Linked DNA regions of Homo sapiens: regions 2, 3 and 4 are each linked to region 1. The links are chromatin loops, found by intact Hi-C in ENCODE. Cell type or tissue: IMR-90. All regions are shown on one strand. Each heading gives the region's core, and the rest is flanking DNA. Links, peaks and the distances in the headings are about the cores only. Region 1 overlaps GMDS-DT (GMDS divergent transcript). Region 2 has its middle 190 kb from the start of LINC02521. Region 3 overlaps MYLK4 (myosin light chain kinase family member 4). Region 4 overlaps GMDS (GDP-mannose 4,6-dehydratase).

The links. Peaks named below come from ENCODE experiments on the same cell type or tissue, not always from the same donor. Only the 100,000 strongest peaks of a DNase experiment are listed, where the experiment ranks them.
Region 2: it touches region 1 in a loop (4-fold over the local background); 15 of 110 quality-filtered maps call a loop at or near these places.
Region 3: it touches region 1 in a loop (2.3-fold over the local background); 6 of 110 quality-filtered maps call a loop at or near these places.
Region 4: a loop joins it to region 1, with 7 times the contacts of the local background. A loop is called at or near these places in 2 of 110 quality-filtered maps.

Annotation. Positions count from the first base shown.
Region 1 is chr6:2,350,950-2,356,489 of GRCh38, reverse strand. The region is part of intron 4 of GMDS-DT (GMDS divergent transcript); the gene reads right to left. Among named protein-coding and RNA genes, the nearest start is that of GMDS-DT, 110 kb to the right of the region's middle. In IMR-90, for the core only: a CTCF peak has its summit at 2,410 (motif pointing right); DNase peaks (open chromatin) are centred at 2,439 and 4,269; H3K27ac peaks cover 1,073 bases.
Region 2 is chr6:2,446,103-2,451,642 of GRCh38, reverse strand. No RefSeq gene overlaps it. Among named protein-coding and RNA genes, the nearest start is that of LINC02521, 190 kb to the left of the region's middle. In IMR-90, for the core only: a CTCF peak has its summit at 2,695 (motif pointing right); a DNase peak (open chromatin) is centred at 2,712; H3K4me3 peaks cover 347 bases.
Region 3 is chr6:2,693,350-2,698,889 of GRCh38, reverse strand. All of the region lies in intron 2 of MYLK4 (myosin light chain kinase family member 4), which reads left to right. Among named protein-coding and RNA genes, the nearest start is that of MYLK4, 55 kb to the left of the region's middle. In IMR-90, for the core only: a CTCF peak has its summit at 3,230 (motif pointing right); no DNase peak of the experiment used is centred there; H3K27me3 peaks cover 1,010 bases.
Region 4 is chr6:1,684,671-1,690,210 of GRCh38, reverse strand. All of the region lies in intron 9 of GMDS (GDP-mannose 4,6-dehydratase), which reads left to right. Among named protein-coding and RNA genes, the nearest start is that of FOXC1, 78 kb to the right of the region's middle. In IMR-90, for the core only: a CTCF peak has its summit at 3,257; DNase peaks (open chromatin) are centred at 3,590 and 3,910; H3K27ac peaks cover 855 bases.

The DNA.
Region 1 (5,540 bases), core at 283-5,282:
TTGGAAGCATTCAAAATTAGTCTTTATTATTAAAGTACATTTTTTTCACAGGAAGAAAGACTTCCTGTATATGTCTAAACGGTTGATGTAAAAGTGCAGCTGGCCATACATAGGCTAATCCACATTAATTTAATATTAAAATACAGTATGCCAGCTCTTTCTAAATTTGCTCCAGAGCAATAGATGTCTTGGGAGTCCATATTAATGAAACATTATGTTGCTCTAAGCAAAAAGGAGCCCTGCGGAACAGCCCTGAAAAGAAGAAAAAGACCAGGAAACTTCACAGGCTGCTCTGCTCAAAAAGAAGATTAAAAATACCCACTAGAAGAATTAGGAAACAAATACAAGAGCACCTTTTTCTTTAATTTCTCCACTTTCCTCTTTCCACATATGATTTAACACAAGTTTTGCCATAATAGGCTGTCCTTAATAAAGACAACACAGAATGAATTAATAAGTGAATGAATGAATAAAAAACAAATGATTGGATAGAATGGTTCATCATTTGGGATCAATATGTCTATGAAGGATAGTAATGAAAGTATAAGTAGTTGTCAACAGTTTCCCTCTTCTTTCTCACTCAGCAGCAGCCACATGTTCTCACTGTCCTTAAGCAGATCTAGTAGTTGCGTGGAGTGCTAAAGTCTAACTGTGAACTCATCTTTTAATGAAGACGCTAATTTTTAAATCACATGGATGCTATTGATTTGTTTGGCATATCTCATGCATCAATACATATAACATGCATCATCACATACTATAAATTTTTTAAATGTATAGACCCAAAAGATTGTTTTAAGACATAGTAGACCCAAAGTGGAACAATGAATGTGTGAACAACAGTCAAGAAAAAAGTTTAGTTAGTGCTTCATGAGAATACTCATTCAATTAGGAAGTACACCCACTGCTTACTCTAACGTACGTCCTCGTCCTAACTCAGAAACACATTTTGATACTGAGATGACTTCCTTGGCTACACAGGGCCTCCATTTCCCCCCAAAAAGAGGGTTGGATCAGGTGGTGGTTATGGCGTCTCCCAGTTCAAAAAGCCAACAGCATCATTTCAGCGAGGAGTAGTTTAAACTAATGTTTAAAGTATTACAAGTGCCAAGCACTCCAAATAGACTTTAACCACTAAGTAAGAAACCCTGGGCTATTCTCCAAGAGTCTTAAAACTTGCTTAGAGTCCAAGAAGACGGAATTGCTGAAAATAAGTTGTGTTGCCTTAAGAATAGGAACCAAAATATGGTTTTAACCAAAATATTTGATTTGTGTGTTAATACAGACACACTTTTTGTTCTCTGTCCCAGCTTTTAATATTACAAGTCATTTTAAAGTCTAAAACTACGATCAATGGGTTTTTAATGTCATATTTCTCTTAGATTGTTGCTGTTGTTGTTGTTGCTCGGGGTTTTTAATTTCATTTTTCACTAGAAATCTTAGAAATCTGTCAAAGAATAAAGTATGTCTTTGGGCATATATACTATACTTCAAGTTACATGCATTGGAAATTTTACATATGGTATTATCATTGCTTTCAGATTTAGATATTTCAGCTAACACACACGTAGACTTCCCTAAATCAATCCTACCCCTCCACTACCACCTCCACCACTGCTTTTCAAAGGATTTAGCCCATTACACAAATGTTGCTTATATGTATTTCTTCCAGGCAGCTCCCATTGTCTGCAAGTACTCTCTTCAAAAACAAATTCAAAAGTAAAGTTAAATGCAGTCATATTACAGAGATAGCAGCAACAATATTTGGTTAACATAACTTCCCAAAATGTAATGTGTGGTTCGAATAAATTTGTTGGGAAGTGAATGTTTGCAGTAGAAGAGTATAAGCAGATATAAACATCAGAACCTTTACGATTAAATCAACAGAACGCCATTGAAATGTTCTATATCAATGAAGAATGGCTTTAAAGTACAATGCTTTAGTAAACACAGACCCTCACTTTAATCAGTAATTTTAAACTTCCCTTTCACCAAACATTTCACGAATGCCTGCCAGCATGAGATATAATCGGTTAATGTAAGGTTCACCCTCTTCTCCTTTGTCTCCACTATACACATATTTTGAAAATGGAAAGACAAAAAAATGGAAACCAGGGTATTTACAAACGTAATTATTAGCACCACAAAGATCCATAATTCCCATTATTTTATACGTATATTGGAAATGGTTTGTAGCTGCATATGATACCAATACGTATTCACTCCTATCAAAAGATAACAGTCACACCTAAAGGCACATTTCTGTGAAAGCCATTTCACAAAACAGGAAAAAAACTGAATTTTGAAATGATAGAGCTTTGCGTCCTTCTGCCAGGTGTTTTATTTTTATCACATAGTTTCTGTAAGAGAAATTTAGGCACAAATAGTCTTTCTCAATTAGGCCAGCTGGTGGCGGTGTTGACTGCATACCAGAACAGCCTAAACCTGGCAAGAGCTTCTCATTGTTTCAGAAGAGTATTTCCCAAGAAATACAAATGAGTTCATCTTATCTGTGTTTTGAAACTTTCAAAGATATTATTCCCTCATATCAGCGACTACTGTGAACTCCCTTTGTAAAGCCTGATGATCCGTCTATTTCTCTTGGCTCTGTGTACAGCATTCAAGAGACAGGACGTGTTTCATTTCCAAGGCTTAGTTAATCGATGGATATACATTTTATCTGTTCACAGCTAGCACCACTGTTTACCTTGCCCATGACAGGGCTTTGAAACTACATGGGAATTTTCCTATAAGCAGAAGAAAGGGCAACATCTGCATGAGAGAAACACAAGTTTATATTCGGAGTTAGAAACATTAAAATCGTCCAGGCCGCTGTCAGATTAATGTGTATACAGACCCACTCTGGGTATGCAAATCAGGATCTTCCCACGAACTTCTCTTTAATTGTGCTTTTACTTGATATGTCCTTATCTGTGTGTGTGTGTGTAATCTGCCTACTTAATGGAACAATCTCTGACACCAGGGCTTTGAATCATGCCAACAAGATAAACTGAAACCGATCATATTGTCAAAGAGGCATTTATAAATGTAAATACTTCTGTATAATCTGAATAAAATTTTCTCTTTCTTTATTACCAAAGTTCTCAGGTTTACTTACATGCTCCTCTCCTCTCCATATGCATTGCTGAGTTAGTTGTTCATTCCTTTTCTGTAGAATAGAGTTGGCAAATTTTTCTTAAAAGATCAGATCATAAATATTTCAGGCTTTGGGGACCAAGAGGTAAAGTCGAGACTATTACGTGGGCACCTACATAACCACTTAAAAACGTAAAAGCCATTCTTAACTCAAGAGTAGTACCAGATGCAGAGGAAGGACAGATTTGGCCTTGCAGGCCAAAGTTTGCCAATCATCTTCTAGAGAATAAATTCTATCATGGGATGTATGTATATTTTTCCAGTAAAATCCACAAAGACTGGCAGAAAAAAAGACTCTAGCCTGTATATGATGTTAAAATTTTTCTAGTTAAAAATTTTCCAATTTAAAGCTACATATTAGAATTTGATACTAATCATTTATACTTTTTAAAAATGCATACTATTATCACTAAGAAATAAAAATCCTGGACCTGAGATCAGAAAATTTGGCCCAAGAGACACTCATAATGCTGCACAATGGGCTGTGTGTGGCGACAGGGGCAAGAGAAGACAACCAGAAACACCCCCAAATAAATAACCATAATGCTGTGCACAACATACCAAGCACAGCAGGCAATTTTCAGTAACCACCTTATAGCGTGTTTTAAAACTTAGTGTTGACAACACAACATTTTTTTCTTCTTATCGTTAAACATTTTTAGTTTTATTTGTTTTAACTGACTAATAACAATTATACATATTCATGGAGTTCATAATGATGTTTCAATACATATAAAGTGAGTGATCAGATCAGGGTAATCAGCATTTCCATCATCTCAAACATTTATCATTTCTTTGTGTTGGGGACATTTCATAGGCACCAATACCTTAAATTTTAAATTTAGAATTTATATATTTTTGACAATTATTAGCACTGTAGGTTTTCAAGAAAAGATCCCCCTTCTTGCAGACTTGGGACTGTGCAGGGAGCGCTCCGGAGGCCAGGACAAAGGGTATCAGCGATGGGCTGGTGTTGATGTCTCTTCCCTGGAGATCTGAGAGAATGAGGAACTAATCTGTTGAACTAACTTAGAATGAATCATGAGTTTTGGGTTCACACTTTGTTTTTTTTTTTCCTTTCACCAGCAGCATAGGGTATTTTGCAAACTAGATTAGCTAGTAGAAAAGGAATGGCATGAAATAACAGACTCACTCAATAATTATTTGACTTTGCAATATGGTCAAAAATATTCTCAGAAGCTTACTTTTTGAAAATGAAGAAAAGAAACTTGATATGCCTGCATGCTGGGCCCTGACTTAGAGCTAATAGGGACCTTCAATATCATCCAGTTCAGCCCTCTTAGTTCACAGGTGAGTAAATGACAGCCCAGAGCACTTGAGTGGCTTGCCCAAGGCCACACAGCAAGGAACTAGCTATTCCAGGCTGATGCGTAATCAATCTACTTAACAGCAAACTTTCTAGCTCCAGGGACAGAACCAAAAGCAAGTTATTTTTCTTGAAATGAATGGGTCTTTACTTAGACTCACAAGGTAAGAGTAAAATATGAGCTATTTTGAATGCTTTCCAGCATTGTCCAGAAACCCAATAAAAATGGGAATTAAGGGATACAACTCTCACTACTACTCCAGATAGGATAGGTGCAAGCTGTGGAGAGCCGGGGGTTCGGGGGGAAGTGGGAGGTGGGTGGGGGTTTGAGAGCTGGCCTGCAGATGCCCAGGAACCTGAACCCTGCCTCCTCCAGTGGTCACCAGCCACACTGTGTCTGAGGGTCTCCAATGCTGGCAGAGACCTGCAGCCTCTGTCATCGCCTCAGACTGTACCATTCAGCAGCCACCGGGCCCTCCCTTTTGTGGAATCAAAGGGAAGCATCAGGAGAGACCAGGCATCTCAAAGCTGGGCTCTCCAAACATCACGAGATCAACTCCTTAAACATAGGAAGCCAAGCCTCTCGCCCTTCACATTTAAACATCTCAAACTGCTGCGTTCTAATCAAGTCAAGCAGCCAATGTTGTTTTTAACATTTAGAGTCTCTACTTTATGGGACACTGTGATCCATACAATAAATTTTTATCACAAGCTGGCATTTGCTCAACAGGTTCCTGGCTACTGAAGTGGATTACCCTTGGGCCCTCTATCAAGATGGCTTCATGTCTGGATTCCAGGTGACTTGGATAGTTTTCACTCTACTAAACCACACTACCTATAACGCACCTGATCTCCCTTGAGTGTCAGAGTTGGACATCCTGCCCTGTAGCACCATAACGACAAGAGAACCCAATCTTGTAGAGTCAGTGTGATGGTCTGGGGACATAGGAAATGCCTCTTTCTACACAGAAGGAAGATTATATTACGTAGTCCTGGTGAGTTTTTTCCCCATAATTGTCATCCAACATAAACGTCAGTCTCCATACATACGGCCAAC
Region 2 (5,540 bases), core at 411-5,410, 95 kb before region 1:
GAATGGCAGGACCACCACATTAGACAACCCAGGGGACAACACTCACATTGAGGGGGCAGGGGAAGTTGCAAATAAAAGTACTGCCTGGAGCTGTACAGCTGGGAGATCTTGAATGATTGCCTCTCTATATCCCCAAATGGAATCCCATCCTCTGAAGACGGTACACAGGGTGTTGTACCCCCAGCTTTCACACTAAGATGGCCACTCATCCAAGATCCTCCAAAATGATTCTTCACTGGCCAGTCCTGGTAATGTCTGTTCCTACAACCTACTTTGAAGATTCGATTTTGCACTCCAAGGGTCTCCAGAGAGGGTCCTCTCCTCATTCTGTGCTTGTGTGTTGGATGGGCCAAGGGAGGGAACTAACTTTTGATTCCATTTCCTCCGTTATCACGCCAGCTTCTTCAAACTGCCTCACTTGGGATTTCAGTCAAAACCACAAAAATAAACTATATTTTCTAATTTTTCATTTTCTGAATATTACATTTTTATGTGGATAGCAATACCAGTGATTGTGTCCCTATATTTCCCTGAACGGTCTAGAGGTCATTCTAATAACATATGAAGTGTATTTCAAAGAGTCCCCACATCAGAGCAGCTTAACAATAGTGGATTGTCAGCATGAATTCCTGCTATATAAGATTTCCAAATGCATCTCAGAGTCTCTGGCTAACACCAGTTTGTGCCCCTTCGTGCTAATATGGAAACTACAATCAACTGAACATTTTTTTTTTTTTTGTAAATGAGTATGTGTTGGAGATTTTTTTTTTACTGCATAATAAAAGCAACATAAAATGAATTTGCTCCAGTGCTTCTTCACACTTCAAAACTCCATGCCCCACCTGCTTGTGCTATTCTTTACTTGGCACCCTGCCCGGACTGTAACTAGGTTATCAGCCGGGTGATGGCAGGAGCCTCCAGCCTGTGCGCTTCAGTCGAGCCCGGGTGTCCCACGGAGGTCCGCGCGGCGCTGATGGAGACCGGGATCAGTTTGCACCCCAAGGGGACTTGGCCACTCTGGATATTGCTTTTATAGACTCCGGTTGTTTCTGACTCTATGTTTTTTATTACATTCCTTTGCAATTCTAGCAGCTGTTTTTGTCAAGAGTCTTAATAAAGTTTGAACTGCTAAACGAACTTTATGGAAATTGGTCACAGAAGAAGTCTATGCGGCACCTTTCAGAAAACCAGAGGTTACGTTGCCCCTGGGCTACCTCCGCAGTAACAGTAGTGACAAACAAACCTAACAGCGTGGGTGAAGGATGATGGTTTGGCAACCAATTTCTGACTCGATTTCTGAGAGACTACCATCCACACACACACTTAGTTTCTTTAGATCTATTTACCACAATTTATTAGAAACATTTGGCTGCATGGCTCAAATGGTGAAGTTGCTCTAAGGACCTTTAAAGAGAGTCAACTCATGTTTGGTGTTTTGTTTTGCTTTGGTTTTATTTCATGTTGCTTTTCAATTTTATAAACCTAAGACTCGGAATAATTGAACTTAGAAACTTTCTATGAAAGAAAAATAAAGTGTCTGAGATACTCTTAGTTTCTCTCTCATTGCTTAATTATACTAAAATGTTGGTCAATTTTGTTATGCATATTAATTTGGCCATGAGGTTAACTTGATTTGATGGCATCTCTAGGAGCCAGTGAAAAACTCAAACCCCATTTTAGACTTGCCTTGGGTATACTGGTTTACCATCCACTTCACATACCGATGTTATGGAAGAATAATTCATCAACAGACCAAAACTAACCATTCATCAGTTTGGGGTGTGACTTCATCCATTTCCATGAATAAAACAGACCCTAAAAGCAATAAAGCAAACTGTTTCATAGCCTTAGTCCGGCAGCTGGATGCCCTCCATCCTGGATAGTCCTGGATTATAATGGGTCCTTTATGAAACATCTCTTTGAAAAATTGGTGTTGCCACCAAACAGAGTTAGTTATTAGCAACACTGCAGCTAGTTGAACTAAAATATTTCTATATAGATGACCCAGTGACTCACCTCAGACTTATGAGGTGTAAAATGCAGAGGTCAGGTTAGATGGTCTTTAAAGATCCTCACACCTCTAACACTGGGGCTTTCTAGGACACAGTGAGAATTCTAGGATGAGAGAAGATAGCCAAAGCGGCGGAGTCGCACTAGGTGGAAGGCACTGGTAACAGAGTGCTTTCACTGCGGAATAAGCAGACACTTCCCCTGTTCCAGGTGGGCTGCGGCGAAAAGCAGGTGACGCCCGGGTGCAGCTGGGTCAAGCTCCAAAGCAAACCAACCTTCACAGAGCCAGTGGCTCCAGGGTCAGCACTCACATCCAGCTTCCTCTCCAGACTGCTGAGAAGTGCATCTGAGTTCAATTTGCTTTTGTCTGTCAGAATCTATTCCAACAAAAAGGAGAGGGAAAACGTAATCATGGTGAAGGACCCCACATCCTCTGCGATGACGTCACAGCGAAACACTCACTCGAGATGATTTACAGCTCCGTTCTCAGTTCCCAGCACCGAGAGTCAGTGGACACTTCTTTATATTGTTCTTGCTACTTTAAAAAATGGCCCGATTCCAATCACTTACTTATGTTCTGATACCCTAACGCCTGTGCTTCGAACGGCAACCGAATCTGCTGCTCATTACGATGACCTTCTTCACTTCCTCCTGTCCACATCACAAAAGCACACTTTCCTTTAGCGACCAGTGGAGGGTGCTGTTGTATTTGGTGTGTTTCCACCTTCCCTCCTCTCAGGACAGTTTTTGTTTTTTTTTTTCCCTAAGGGAAAAGGGCTCTTTCCCATAGTAATGTGAACATGATGTATGATAATGAAAACAATAACTACATCAACATATTTTCCCCAGAAGTTGTTTTTTTTTTTTTTTCAGAGCATGAATGTAGGGCTCTTAGCTATAATACACTAAGATAAATGAATGGACTTTAGAGAAGTGTGGAAGGTATTGAAAAATGCTTTCAAGATGGACATGGGCTTCGCAGACCTTGTAATTTAATGATTTTGACTACTGGATATTAGGAGTTTCATTACATGTCATCGTTCAATAGTTTAAAGATAATATAACAGCAATAAAACGTAGCAAACAGCAAGAATAACATCTGGCCACAATCAGCCCACTGTCATAAAATAGACTCCCTGACTGCCTTTCACAGGGCATGAACCTGGCAAGAATGAATGATAGAAAGACACACTTTCAGACCGAGTTGTGACAGCTGAATATTATTTCCAACCACTACACTCAAGATCTGTGCTAGGCATTGCTCCATTCCCTCCCTGAAGCCTGAACTCAAAACACTCAATTTTGTTCTTGCCTTTTCCTTTCCCACAGTAAACTTCTGCTTCTACGTGACAATATCTTTTTTATAGTTTCTTGCTAATTGGATTTTGCTCTGTACCACACAGGTAACCTAATAAATCGATTTAAGAAGCACAGCAAGCTTATAGCATGCTCCAAAAGAATCTAGAACAACAAGTAAGGAAACCTGGCTTTAGTTCAAGCACTTTCATGAATCCCTAGGAGGGCTGCCAGATAAAACACAAGACATATAGTTAAATTGGAATTTTAGATAAACAACAAATAACTTTTTAGTATAAGTATGTCCCAGATGATATTTGGGATATATCTATGCTTAAACCTGTCTGTTGTTTATCTGAAATTTAAATTTAATGGGGCTTCCAGTAATTTTATTCGCTGAATCTGTCAACCCTAACCATCAAGGACAGCCAAACTTGGAATGACTGCACTATGCTGTCTACAGAATTTCAAGTTTAAAATCTTATTTGTCTATCTTGCATGAAAATATTTTTTAAAGACTGAATTTACATTCATTTAAAAATGTGACTGCTTTATAGCTTTTGAAGAAGATAAAGGTTTCCTTTCTCTCTTAGCCTAAAGAGCTTTCTGCTGCCAAAAGCCAGATGGAGATAATTTGGCTGATTTATTATTCTGATTGATGGAAAACTCAGCTTAGGAAATGAGGTTTTTGTAAAGCAAGGCTGACAGATAACAACAGGATTCAGCCCAAGTTACACCAAACGAGTCAAAGACTTAGCTGCTTTTCTGCCAAACCCAGGTAGAAACCAAGGGGCTGGAACAACGGCCCGCCCAATGTCATCTCTGGTGTGGCATCTGTCACTCATTAACTTTGCTTCCATCTTGGTCACCTGAGCAGAATACCCAGCTCTAGCTGCTGCCTGGGTTTTTTTTCCCCGGGAACAACCAAGCAGGTATTTTGGAATGCTCAGCAAATAGTGGTGCCTACACAAGAAAGAGAGAATAAGCCAGGGTCCCCAGCAGCCAAGTAAGTTAGGCATGTAGGGATGCCCCACTGGCTTTCGGACAATCAGTGAAGCTGGAATCCATGACGCTTCCTCAGCTGCCGGTGTCACTGCTCCCTTAGGAGCTGAACTGAACCGTGCAGATGTGGAGAAAAGGGAACCTTTGCATACCGTTGGTGGGAACGTAAACTAATACAGGTATTCTGGAAACCAGTATGGAGGGTCCTTAAAAAACTAACAATAGAACTACCACACAATCCAGCAATCCCACTTTGGGGTATATGCTCAAAGGATTTGAAGTCAGTACGTTAAAGGAATGTCTTCACCCCCATGTTCATTGCAGCACTATTCGCAATAGCCAAGATATGGAGTCAACCTAAGTGTCCAGCAATGGATGAACAAATAAAGAAAATGTGGTGTATATATTCACAGTGGAACACCACTCAGACTTTAAAAAGAAGGAAATGCTTTCATTTTTGACAACATGGATTGACCTGGAGGACATTATGGTAAGTAAATTAAGCCAGGCACAGAGAGGCAGATACCATGTGATCTCACTTATATGTGGAATCCAAAACACGCAAACACATAGAATTAGAAAGTGGAATAGTGGTTACCAAGGGCAGGACAGTGGATGGACTGGGGAGATGCTGGTCAAAGGGTGCAAAATTTCAGTTAGGAGAAATACATTTTTGTGATCTACTGCAGAGCATGATGACTATAGTTAATAATAATGTATTATGTATTTCAAAATGGCCAAGAGTAAATTTAAAGCGTTCTCACCATAAAAAATAAGTATATGAGGTGATGGATCTGTTAACTGGCTTGATTTAATCATTCTACAGGGTATACCTATATCACAGCATCATGGTGTACCCCATAAGTATATAAAATTTAATTTGTCAATTAAAAATTAAAAATAAATTTTAAAACTTAATAAATGAAAAAAGTCACTGAAAAGTAAAAGAAAAATAACATTTTTTCTAGGTGCAAAACAGTTTTTTTGGAGATGAGGTCTCACTCTGACACCTAGGCTGGAGTACAGTGGTGCTCACTGCAGCTTCAAACTCCCAGGCTCAAGCAATCCTCTCCCCTTAGCCTCCCAAGTAGCTGAGACTAAAGGTGTGTGCCACCATACCTGACTAATTTTTAAAATTTTTTGTAGAGTTGGAGTTTCGCCATGTTGCCCAGGCTGGTTTGGAACTCTTGGGCTTAAGTGATCCACCCACCTTGGCCTCCCAAAGTGCTGGG
Region 3 (5,540 bases), core at 383-5,382, 340 kb before region 1:
ACAGACCATGAAACAGGCTTTGCTTAGTGAGAATTCCTTTTATCACCCAGGACTTCAGGGTTTTCTCGCTTCATACATGGAGAGTTTGAGTGTGTGCTGAGGTTGAAGGGAAATAGATTTGCTTTACAAACAATCTCTAGAAGTATCTTCTATGCTCAGGCAAGAAAATGTTTTCATATTTCTTCTGAAAATTCATCTCTTTGTATTCTTGTAGGATTTATTTATTGTTCTCTCCCCCATTAGGAATCTAATCCAAGTTTAATAAAGTCATTATAAATTGTTATACTTTTGTTTAGATATTTCTAGAACTTAGGTAAAATGGCCAAAAATTGTTCATCTTGGCATTTCCACAAACAGTAATATGCAAAACTGTTATTCAGGGTACATGACCCAGCGTCCTCTGCTAGCAAGAAAAGACTCTGCGGAGCCCAGGACTGGTCAGATTTATTCCATTAGGCTATTCCTTTTTCACACTGAACTTTTAGAATTTAAATACACTTCCGAGTTTTCTTATCCTGATAACCCCCTTGTTGTAGAAAGGCCATGTGGGTGATACGTTCAGAGCTGAGGAGGTTTGAAAAGACCAACACTTGAGCCTGGCAGTAGAGGACAGAGCTGTAGGACAGGGTGGCCGACCTCTAACATCTACCTGCCACCATCAGAGTCCAGGCTGTGGGTCACAGCTACAAATTATTACAAATATTTGTTCTCCTCCATTCTTCTATCTGGCCTGTTTGCAACAGTTTTAAAAAGAACCAGGAATTCTCTATATGTTATGTTATGAACACAATTTTCTGCAGCAACTGTAATCCCAAAATGCATGGCCGTTGATATTGCTGGCCATCGGCTATGTAAATTCAGGGCTGTGGATATGAGCCACCGTGGCAGGGATGCATCTGAGATGGCCCCCAGGGCAGCCTGGCTTTTCAGGGGTGCAGCCTGATGACAGAGTGTTCTCACAGTGAACGTGCCATTCCAGAAAGCACTGTTTTCTTCATCACGCATTGCTTCACCAAGCACTTCAGAACTTTACCCTCTGTTCGGTGCTGGGGAAACGAAGGGGAAGAGAAGGGTCCGTATGCCAGCGGGCAGACAGACACATTGAGAACGCTGCAGTAACACGGAAAACGATGGTGGCATTGTTGAGGTCCAGAGGAGCAGCCCTTATCTCAGCCTTTATGTTCTTTCAAGGACAAATCCGTTTTACCATTGATTTTTTAAATGATTTTTATTGAATGGGAATGAAAGAAGGATTAGACGATGTTGTTCAGTTGAATGAATTTCCCTTTCAGCTATTCCGCCACTCTCAGGAAAAGTAGGGTTTTGATGTAGTACTGGGACAGGTCTGTGACGCAGGGCGAGAGCGCACTCATGCCCAGGTAGCCGGCACACGCCTGTGGACCGATGCCGCCCTGCTGTTCAAATCTGGATCCTATGGCAGTAAATGTAATGGTTAACGGAGAAAAGAGGATAAAGTGCTGACTTGAAATTGCTTAAATAATCAAAACTGGCACGCAAGCGATGAATACTGAACTCTTAAAAGCAGTACTTTGCAGAAGGAGAAAAAGAGTTTGCAAGAATTGAGCTGATAGTTCTAATTATGTTCTTGCACTCAAACCGACTAATTAGAATGATCCTGCTCCAAAACACACTTCAGAAAATCAGAGTGTGAAGCACGGTGTTATCTACAATTGTCTCCAAATTATTTTGATTTTGTGCTGCCATCAGTAAAATATTTTAAAGCACTCCGCGATATATTTATTTATAATTATATACATTGATAACCACTACATGCATTTTATTTTATTTTATTTCATTTTATTTTATTTTTGAGACGGAGTCTCTCTCTGTTGCCAAGGCTGGAGTGCAGTGGCGTAATCTTGACTCACGGCAACCTCCGCCTCCAGGGTTCAAGCAATTCTCTTGCCTCAGCCTCCTGATAGCTGGGACTACAGGTGTGCACCACCAGGCCCAGCTAATTTTTGTATTTTTAGTAGAGATGGAGTTTCACTATGTTGGCCGGGCTGGTCTCAAACTCCTGACCACATGATCTGCCCACCTCGGCCTCCCAAAGTGTTGAGATTACAGGTGTGAGCCACTGCGCCTGGCTGCACTTTTATTTTTATAAATAACATTTAATATGTCAGAGATACTTTTATATGTGTCCAATTGTATCAATATATTTTTAAAAACATATGTAAAATATAAATGTTAAAAGAATGGTGTCTTAGCTTGGGCTGCTATAGCAAATTATTCTGGACTGGGTGGTTTAAACAACAAACATTTATTTCTCACAGTTCTGGGGGCTGAGAAGTCCCAAATCAGGCTGCTGGCAGATCCAGGGCCTGGCGAGGGCCCCGTTACTAGTGTGTAGTGGGCTTCTCCCCATAAAGAGTGAGCAAACTTTCATTTTGGTTCTTATAAGGGCACTAATCCCATTCATGAGGACTCTCCAATCATGACCTAGTCACCTTCGAAGGCCCTACCTTTTAATAGCATCACCATGAGGGTTAGGATTTTAATATATGAATTTGTGTGCGTATATCGTCGGGGGGGATACATTCAATCCATAAGGAATGGAATAAATTGAAATGAGTTCTAGCATGTCCTTGATACCCTCCAAAGGACTACTATGGACACTCCCTGGGTACGTATATCCCACTTACGAGACCAGTCTAGGAAGCCAGACAGAGTGGAGAGAGCTAAGCTGTGTTTTGAATACTTGGACATCTGGACCACTTAGCCTTTCTTCCCTGTGTCATTCTACATCCACTGATAAATTATTATAAAAGGAATTGGTAAATAGTTCCAAAGAAATCCATATGCAAATATAGAAATATTTTTAAGTGAATTTGCATGAAAGAGGTCCTTAGGTTCATCCCAGCCATCGATGTGAATTCAGCAGAGGAATATAGTCACTGACATGGTTTTCATCCCATTAACTGGGGATGGTCAGGATTGGGTCAGAAACTTAATGCTTAAGAGCACTGGTCCTGTGCTCTTTAATCGGTAGAAGACATGTTTCATTTTTGGACAATAAACAAGGTGTATCTACAAACTTGAGCTTTCTATTTTAGCAACTTCTAGGCATAACTTAGAAATACAAAGTAAAAATGTTTCATATTTTTGGTTGCAGTCCTGAAAAGAAAAGGAGAAATACAGCGTCTGTCCTGGAAAGGACAGGAGAATACAACTTCTGTTTGTTGGAAACTCTTCGGTTCAAAGTTCCTCTAGATGTCAGTATTACATAGGGAAATGAAACTATAACAGCCTTTGGCAATGAATAAAGGCCTTCTTACATTATTTAAATGGAAAAACATATGTGATATATAATTACTAAAGAAAAAAGCAACCTCTCTTGGAAGCTGGCTTCTTATATTCCTCAATACTGACAGCTTCTCCTGTTGGTCAAGTCCAACTCCGAACCCAAAGAATATTGGGTTAGCATGTGGACTTTTCCACCTGATACTCAGATGGCCTCAGGGGCAAACGTGGATCTATCAGTGCTCCATGGAGTCTTACAGCCAGCTGCTCAATTTTATATACTTTTATGAGTAGAAATTGACTGATACATACCAGTTTTCATTATTAAATCCACGTATGCTTATATCATTGCATTCATGCCACACAGAATAAACCCAGAAGCACAATGTCTATTGATACACCAGAAGTTTTCATTTCAAAAGGGAAGAACTGAAAGACAGTTATAAAACACCTTAAACACAATTTGTTAAACTGTCTTATTCGACTAATTTGGATATATGCTTTCAAAATTGGACTTAAATTCTCTCCTTTTTTTGCTTCTCTTCCATGTTAATTGTAATCTTTCGACAAATATTTATCTCTTCACTCTGCTAATTTGTTTTTGATTTATGACCTTCTCTCTTAATCATTTTTCTTATCTCCTGTGGTGCCAACTATGTAGTAGATCTCAATAAATAGGAATCATGTAACTTGGCTATAGTCTTTCTATCTTTTTTTTTCCCCAGAAAGACAGTATAGGGTGGTAGTTAGGTGCACTGGCTGAAGTAGACAGCTGGGTCAGAATCCTAGCTCTACCATTTCTAAACTTTATAACCTTGGGAAATTACCCAACTTCATTTGTACGATGGGGCTAATAGTATCTATCTTAAAGGGCTGTTAGCAGGAGCAACCAGTTAAACAAAGTGCTTAGAAGAGTGGTACATAATGTGTGTGCACAATACATGGTAGCTGTCACCACTACCACCATCATCACCATGACCGTCACCATCACCACTACAACCGCCATCACCACTACAATCATCACCACCACCACCACCACCACCACCAGCAGCACTACCACTACCACCACGACTACCACCACAACCAACACTACTACCACCACCACCACCACCGCCACCACCACCACCACCACCATGACCACTACCATCATCATCATCATCATCACTACGTACTGGTCTCTGAAGTAATCACCAGGGAGTCAAAGATGAACCAGTCTTTTTGCCCACTGGAAGTCCACAGTCTAGTGGGAAATTGACAGGAAAAAAGGCTTAAAGTGTTATAAGGGACACCAGGGGTGGGGATATGTGCTGAGTTCTGTGCAAGCACAGAGGAGGGAGCAATCAGCTTTGTTTGAAGAGGCGGCAGCCCATTGTCCCTGCAGAGGGAAAAGTAGGCAAGTGCCGTCTCTGGACTTTCACTTAAAGAGAAACTCTGAAGCTCTCACTTCCAGCCTTGGCTTTCCACAGATTTACTAAACATGCCTTTATGTTTTAAGTTCACCATCTAAAAAACGGAAATACTCTGAATCCATGGAGCTGCCCCCTGCATTGTGTAAAAGCACATTTGCAGCCGGACATGTTGGCTCACACCTGTAATCCCAGCACTTTGGGAGGCCGGGGCAGGCGGATCAACTGAGGTCAGGAGTCCAAGACCAGTCTGGCAAATGTGGCAAAACCCCGTCTCTACTGAAAATACAAAAAATTAGCCAGGCATGGTGGTACATGCCTGTAGTCCCAGCTACTCAGGAGGCTGAGGCAGGAGAATCGCCTGAACCCGGGAGTTGGAGGTTGCAGTGAGCTGAGATTGCGCCATTGCACTCCAGCCTGGGCAACAAGAGCGAAACTCCATCTCAAAAAAAAAAAAAAAAAAGCACATTTGCAATTTGTCTTGATATCTGTGCTCTGAACTTACATGGTGTTTCATGCTTGCAAATCAGCTGAAGGCAGATTATGTTGTGTTTCAAAGGGGAAATAAATACTTTTTTTGGACATCCACACAATGTCATTAATTTATAATGCAAAACTTTAGAAGTTGTGATAATTTGGGTGGATTGGGCTAATGTTTCCCTTTTATATGGGGTACATTAGCTAACGGTTTGCTCAACTAATTCAGATACTCCAGGACTGTGAGAAGAATGTTTATCCACTTAGGAAAAGGGCCATCTGTTCTAAGCACTGTAAAGGTTCCATTTATAAAGCTGACTTTCATCTCCTACTCTCTGGTTTACAGAGCCCATTCACATGTATCCTCTCATTTCTATTTGATTTATATGTCAA
Region 4 (5,540 bases), core at 244-5,243, 670 kb after region 1:
CACAGCAAAAGATGTTTTCTTTAAAACAAATGATGCTCAAATTATTTGTATATGTAAATGGGTGCCCAGTTTTTTGTGGGTTGGTTTGTTTGTTATTGTTATTCTTGAGACAAGGTCTTACTCTGTCTCCCAGGCTGGAGTGCAGTGATGCGATCTCGGTTCACTACAGCCTCTGCCTCCCGGGTTCAAGAGATTCTCCTGCCTTAGCCTCCCTAGTAGGTGGGATTACAGATGGGTACCCAGTTTTATTTTGATTAATAAAAGCAATCTTATTAATCAGTGGTCATGCTTTATGTTATCTACATATATTTCAACTTGTTTTCTATGCTGTTGTAAGCCAGTGTGAATACTCATTTATGATTAATCCAGGTATGCTCCTCTTGACCTAAGGAAATCACGCGTCTTCACTTTATTACAATTTTTCAGAAGACGTTTATGAGGTGATCATTTGCTAGACATTACAGTATATTAATCCTTTGCCAAGGTGACCGTTGAATTAGAATTGTAGACAATGTTGTTGGACAAAAATCCTGGGAAGATAAATAGTTGCAGGACAGAAAAGCAATAAGAAGGAGATTTGTGTGTCAGTGAGGGATGGGCTCAACCCTGAATTTTCAAGTTTACTTAGGGTTGCCAGGAACATATTTACTCCTAATATCCATTGTCTTATACCAGAAGATACAAATGTATCTGATTCAAAGAGGTGGTGTCATTTCTAACATTATATCTCTATTTCAGTTCCACACTGCTTGTTATTCAGGGGGAGTGTCCTACCTTGCTACATTGCTAGATGACATTACTCATGAGACAGATCATTCAAAGAATGAAAAGTTACTTTATAATGCTAGTGAAAGCTTTCAAGTATTCATTGTGAGGTAGGCCTACACTTGGGTAATTTTATGGGCTCTCTTGACTCATGTTTGCAGTATTGGGTGTGGAGCAGTCCGATGAAGAGGAAGAGAGAAGTGGTTGCAGAATCCTTCCCTAACTGTATTCTACCAAGTTTGAAGTATGGAATCCCACACAGGCCATTCCTCCTGCAACTCTACCATGGTTAAAAATATATATCTGACACAACCACAACCTCAGCTTGATTTAATAAAAATAACTTTGTGTCTGTCCATGTAAAAGGTCACTGGTGCTTATTATGGCCCAAAGGTTATCGTTTCAGAGCCTCATTTTTCAATGCAACCCTCATAGCAAGAACATGTTATAAGAAAGTAACCTCTACAGTAATGATCATCCACATCTGCATTCTCTAATGTCAGTTTTAAGTGATTTTTAGGGAAAATGGCTGATGTTGAAGTGCTATCATTTATTTCCCTTCCAAAACTTGCAGGAATATGTAGAGAGCTGACTTTAAAAAAATAAAATAAACTCACATTCCTCAAACAGATGCTGTCAATTGGAAAAGGCAGTACCCCCAAAATCTGCATATACCTCACAAGTGTTAGCTGGCTATCTTTATATAATAGCTACTGTATCCCATCTTGGTGCCTCTAATGAAGACCATTACAGAAATACGTTTAACATAAATTAAACTCTACATGGGAGTATTAAGTCCCCAGGCAAATTCTTTCTTTTTGGCTGGTATTTAAGATAAAGACCTCATGAGAGCTGCAGTGGATTTGTGACTCAATAGCTAAATATATGCTTTGAAGAGCGTGGAGAGGTTTCAGAGGAGAATCACGGAGAGGATGTAATGTAGAAACACACACAAACTTTAGAAGGTGGAGGGAACTGGAGTTGCTTGATTGCTGGAAGCAGATCCAAGTAGGAGGAAGAAAAAGAGGTAGACCAGCTTGTATTCCACACAGCACGCTCCACGTGCGTGACCATAGCAAGGTGCGGGGTTTCCACGAGCCGTCGTTCATCTGTGTAATGGGGGCAAATGCCCACACTTGAGAGTTTCTGAGACTGGTAGAGAAAATATGCTTGACACTTAGTAGGTGCTCAGCAAATGCTGGTATTCTTTTTGCTGAAACCCCAAAGCATCAGAGTCAACATTGACTCCCCTCCCTCTCTCACACCCCACAACTTATCCATCAGCGAACGGTTCACTCACTCTCCTTCGGAAATCAACCCAGAATCCAGCTGTGTCTCACCAGCCTCCCAAGCCCCGCTAAACAAAGCCGCCATCCTCTCTGCTGTGGATTTAAGAGCCTCACGGCCTCCATTCTTGCCCTCCTACAGCCCATTGTGAAGATAGTGGCACTTTTTACGTAAGTGAGACCACATTACCTCTCATTCAGAACCCACCTGTGGCTTTACAGCTCTCTCAGTGGAATTCCAGGTCCTTCCCGCAGCTTACAGTGTTCTCCATGACCTGCCCCGCCCCAACCTCACCCCGCTTAGCTCCTGCCCTCTTACCCCCATGCCCTCTCTCCAACCACACTGACCCTTCAGCTTCACCTTGGGGCACTGACACCTGCTCCTCCCCCAGAAAGTTAGAGGGCAGGACTGCTCCCCACACTCTTTCAGTCTCTGCATCAGAGAAGCCTCCGTGGCTTCTCTGAACCCCCCTCACGTTCTTCACCTGCCTCTTTGTGTCTCTCCTCCCGCTAGAATGGAAGCTGCATGGCTAAGGGCCCTGTCCATTGTGCTGGCAACTCTCTCCCTAGTGTCAAGGACGGTGCCTGGAACACAGGAGAAGGACGGTGCCTGGAACACAGGAGCTTGCTGATGGCCTGCTGAGTGGAGGAGTTAGTATTGGCCCTGGAATCCAATGGGAAGCGTTCTGGGCTGAAATTCAGAACACCTGGGGCCTGAATGCAGCTCCTGACCTTGATACCTACCACCTGTCTGATCTTAGGCAAGACCTTGACCTAGAACATTGGCCTCATCCTCCTCCCCTGGAGGTTGGAGGCCTGCGCCACTTCCAGGTCTGAAACCCAACCAGCCCGTGAAGTGCGGGAGAGTCTAGGTAGCAGGTGCTGTTCACGTCCTTCCTGATGTTCAAGCCTTGGGGGTGTTGCTGTAGTTGAACAGGAGCTCTTTCGTTTCTGTTATGGGAGTTTTTTGTCAGTGAGAAGGTTCGTGAACCTTGAAGGGGTTACTGATGTAGGTAAGGACATCTCTGGGGCCTGACAAACGGGGTGGCGCCTCTTGTCCTGGAAAATATTATAGTTGTGATTTTGCCTAAAACTGAGGATGGAGTTCCAGTCCTACTTGTGATTTTAAACATTTGTATCTTCCTTTAAGTAAATATTATTTGGGATGCAGGAAATGAAGTTTTGGAATATTTCAACAGATGGCGCTGCTGGTAGCTATTATCTGACTATAAAAATTAAATTTAATCCTTACTAATTTCAGTAATTTCATTTAAAAAAATTGTATTGCCTCCAAGGATAACACATTAGTTTGTTTAGTCCTTTATCTTACCAGTACCTCAGAGTGAATGGTTTTAACCCTTTTATAAAGCATTGCCAGCCCTGCAACCTGGGCAGCTCAATTTCAGAAGTTGCTGCGTTAATGTACTGTGCACTGTGACTCAGTGCTGTCATAGAAAATGTGCCAAAATGCTTTACTCAGAGGGAAAGATGGTTTGCATATAAGTACATTCCATTATGGCTTATGCCATAAATACAAGCCAACCCGGGGGGGATCTATTTAGATCCTTTAAATAGATGCAAATATTTTCTTAAATGGTTATACAAAGACAAATACTGTGACTAATCAGTGGACACAGAGAAAGATGCGTGCTTGCTAGAGTCTAAGGAGAAAATGTTTTGCAGAGAATGATGGCCAAAGTGTCAGAGATCCCAGTGACACTCACTCATCAGCTTCCCCCCACACCCTCTCCAACCATTTCCAGTTGGTCTTCCAGCAAGACCATTTTAATTATGTAGCCATGCACTTGCTTCTGGGTGTGGTTTCCCTGATTGCATACTTAAGTGCAGATTACAAATATTTGGCAGGATTCCTTCCTCTGTGGGAACCAGACAAGTCATAACACCAACTGAACGCTCTACACTGTTGTGCGGGAAAGAGGCCGCGTCATCTCGGGTTTCAGAGTGCAGAGCAGGAGAAACTGGCTTCAGTTCTGCTCCTCTCTCACAGCCACATGCCCCCAGCCAGCAAAGGGTCTGTAATGAGGGCTACAGACTTCGCTTCTTCTGCCACCACTGTAACCAGACCCACGGCCAAAAAGAACCAGCCAGAAAGCCCAATGTGGAGCGACTTCTTGTCTCAGAAAATGACTCCACGGCCTGTGCTTTATGGCATGATCACCCAGAATGCTAGAGAGAAATTAAGATTCGGGCATGCACGTCTATGCCAAAGGAAGACTTCACCAGGGGATATTCAGGAATTCACTGATAAGCTTAAGAAGATTTTTGCAATTGTTAGCTCTTAAAATCATTTTTAATTAGTGAAGCAGAGAAATGCTGAGTGAAACAGCCATACTTTTCCCCAACTTGATTGGGAAAATCTCCATCCTGTGCCCCTCCATTCCTTCCCATCCTTCCTCTTCACTCCGTTTTTCCTGGTAAATGTTATGGCCACGTTCTGAGCAACCAACCTCCCTGTGCTCTGTGCGGCCAGCTTGGAACTGCAGGTGGGGGAGGATGGACACCCATTTCCTGTCTCCCAATCTGGGAATCCATGGGCATAAATCTGCAAACGCTGGCATAGTCATTGTTGGCATGAATGGAGACGAGGAATATATTGTCAGCAGGCCTTTGAATTTCATTTTCAGATTAAACAGTTTTTTTTAATTAAAAAAAAACCCTTACTAAAGTCGCTTAGCAAACAAAGAGCTATACTGTTTGCATCATTGAAAACAGAAGAGCAATAGCAGTGCCAGATACTCCTCTATTACTTTGTTTGTTTGTTGTTTTTTGTTTTTGAGATGGAGTCTCGCTCTGTCACCCAGGCTGGAGTGCAGTGGCGTGATCTCGGCTCCGGCCTCAGCCTCCCAAGTAGCTTGGATTACAGGCATGTACCACCACACTGGGCTAATTTTTTTGCTGTTTATAGTAGAGACGGGGGTCTCACCATGTTGACCAGGCTGATCTCGAACTCTTGACCTCAAGTGATCTGCCCACCTCGGCCTCCCAAAGTGCTAGGATTACAGGCATGAGCCACCGCACTCAGCCTCCTCTATTACTTTTTAATTCAAGTGTCTCAAGGTGCTTTACAAGTGTTAATTAAGTCTACCTTTTTTTTAAGGTGGGTAAGTAGTTAAAAAAAAAGGGGGGGGAGAGAGGGAGCAGTTTTGTGTCATAGTATTTGAAGGAGAAAAGCAACACTTAAGCCTGACATCATTGTGGCTTCAGTGGCAGGCACAGGTTGATAATTCTAAATGGCAACTAACAGGAAGAGGATGAATAATTTACTGTGTATATTTACTTGGTGCCAGGTGCTGGACTCGGTTTAACCCCCAGCTTTAATGAGGTATAATTTATTTAAAATAAAAATCACCCACTAAGGGTGTACATTTGATGAGTTTTGGCCATATACAGTTGTGTAACCATCACCACAGCCAAGACAGGACCATCTCCAGCCCCAGCAAAAAGCTCGCTCCTCCTGCTTTGTAGTCA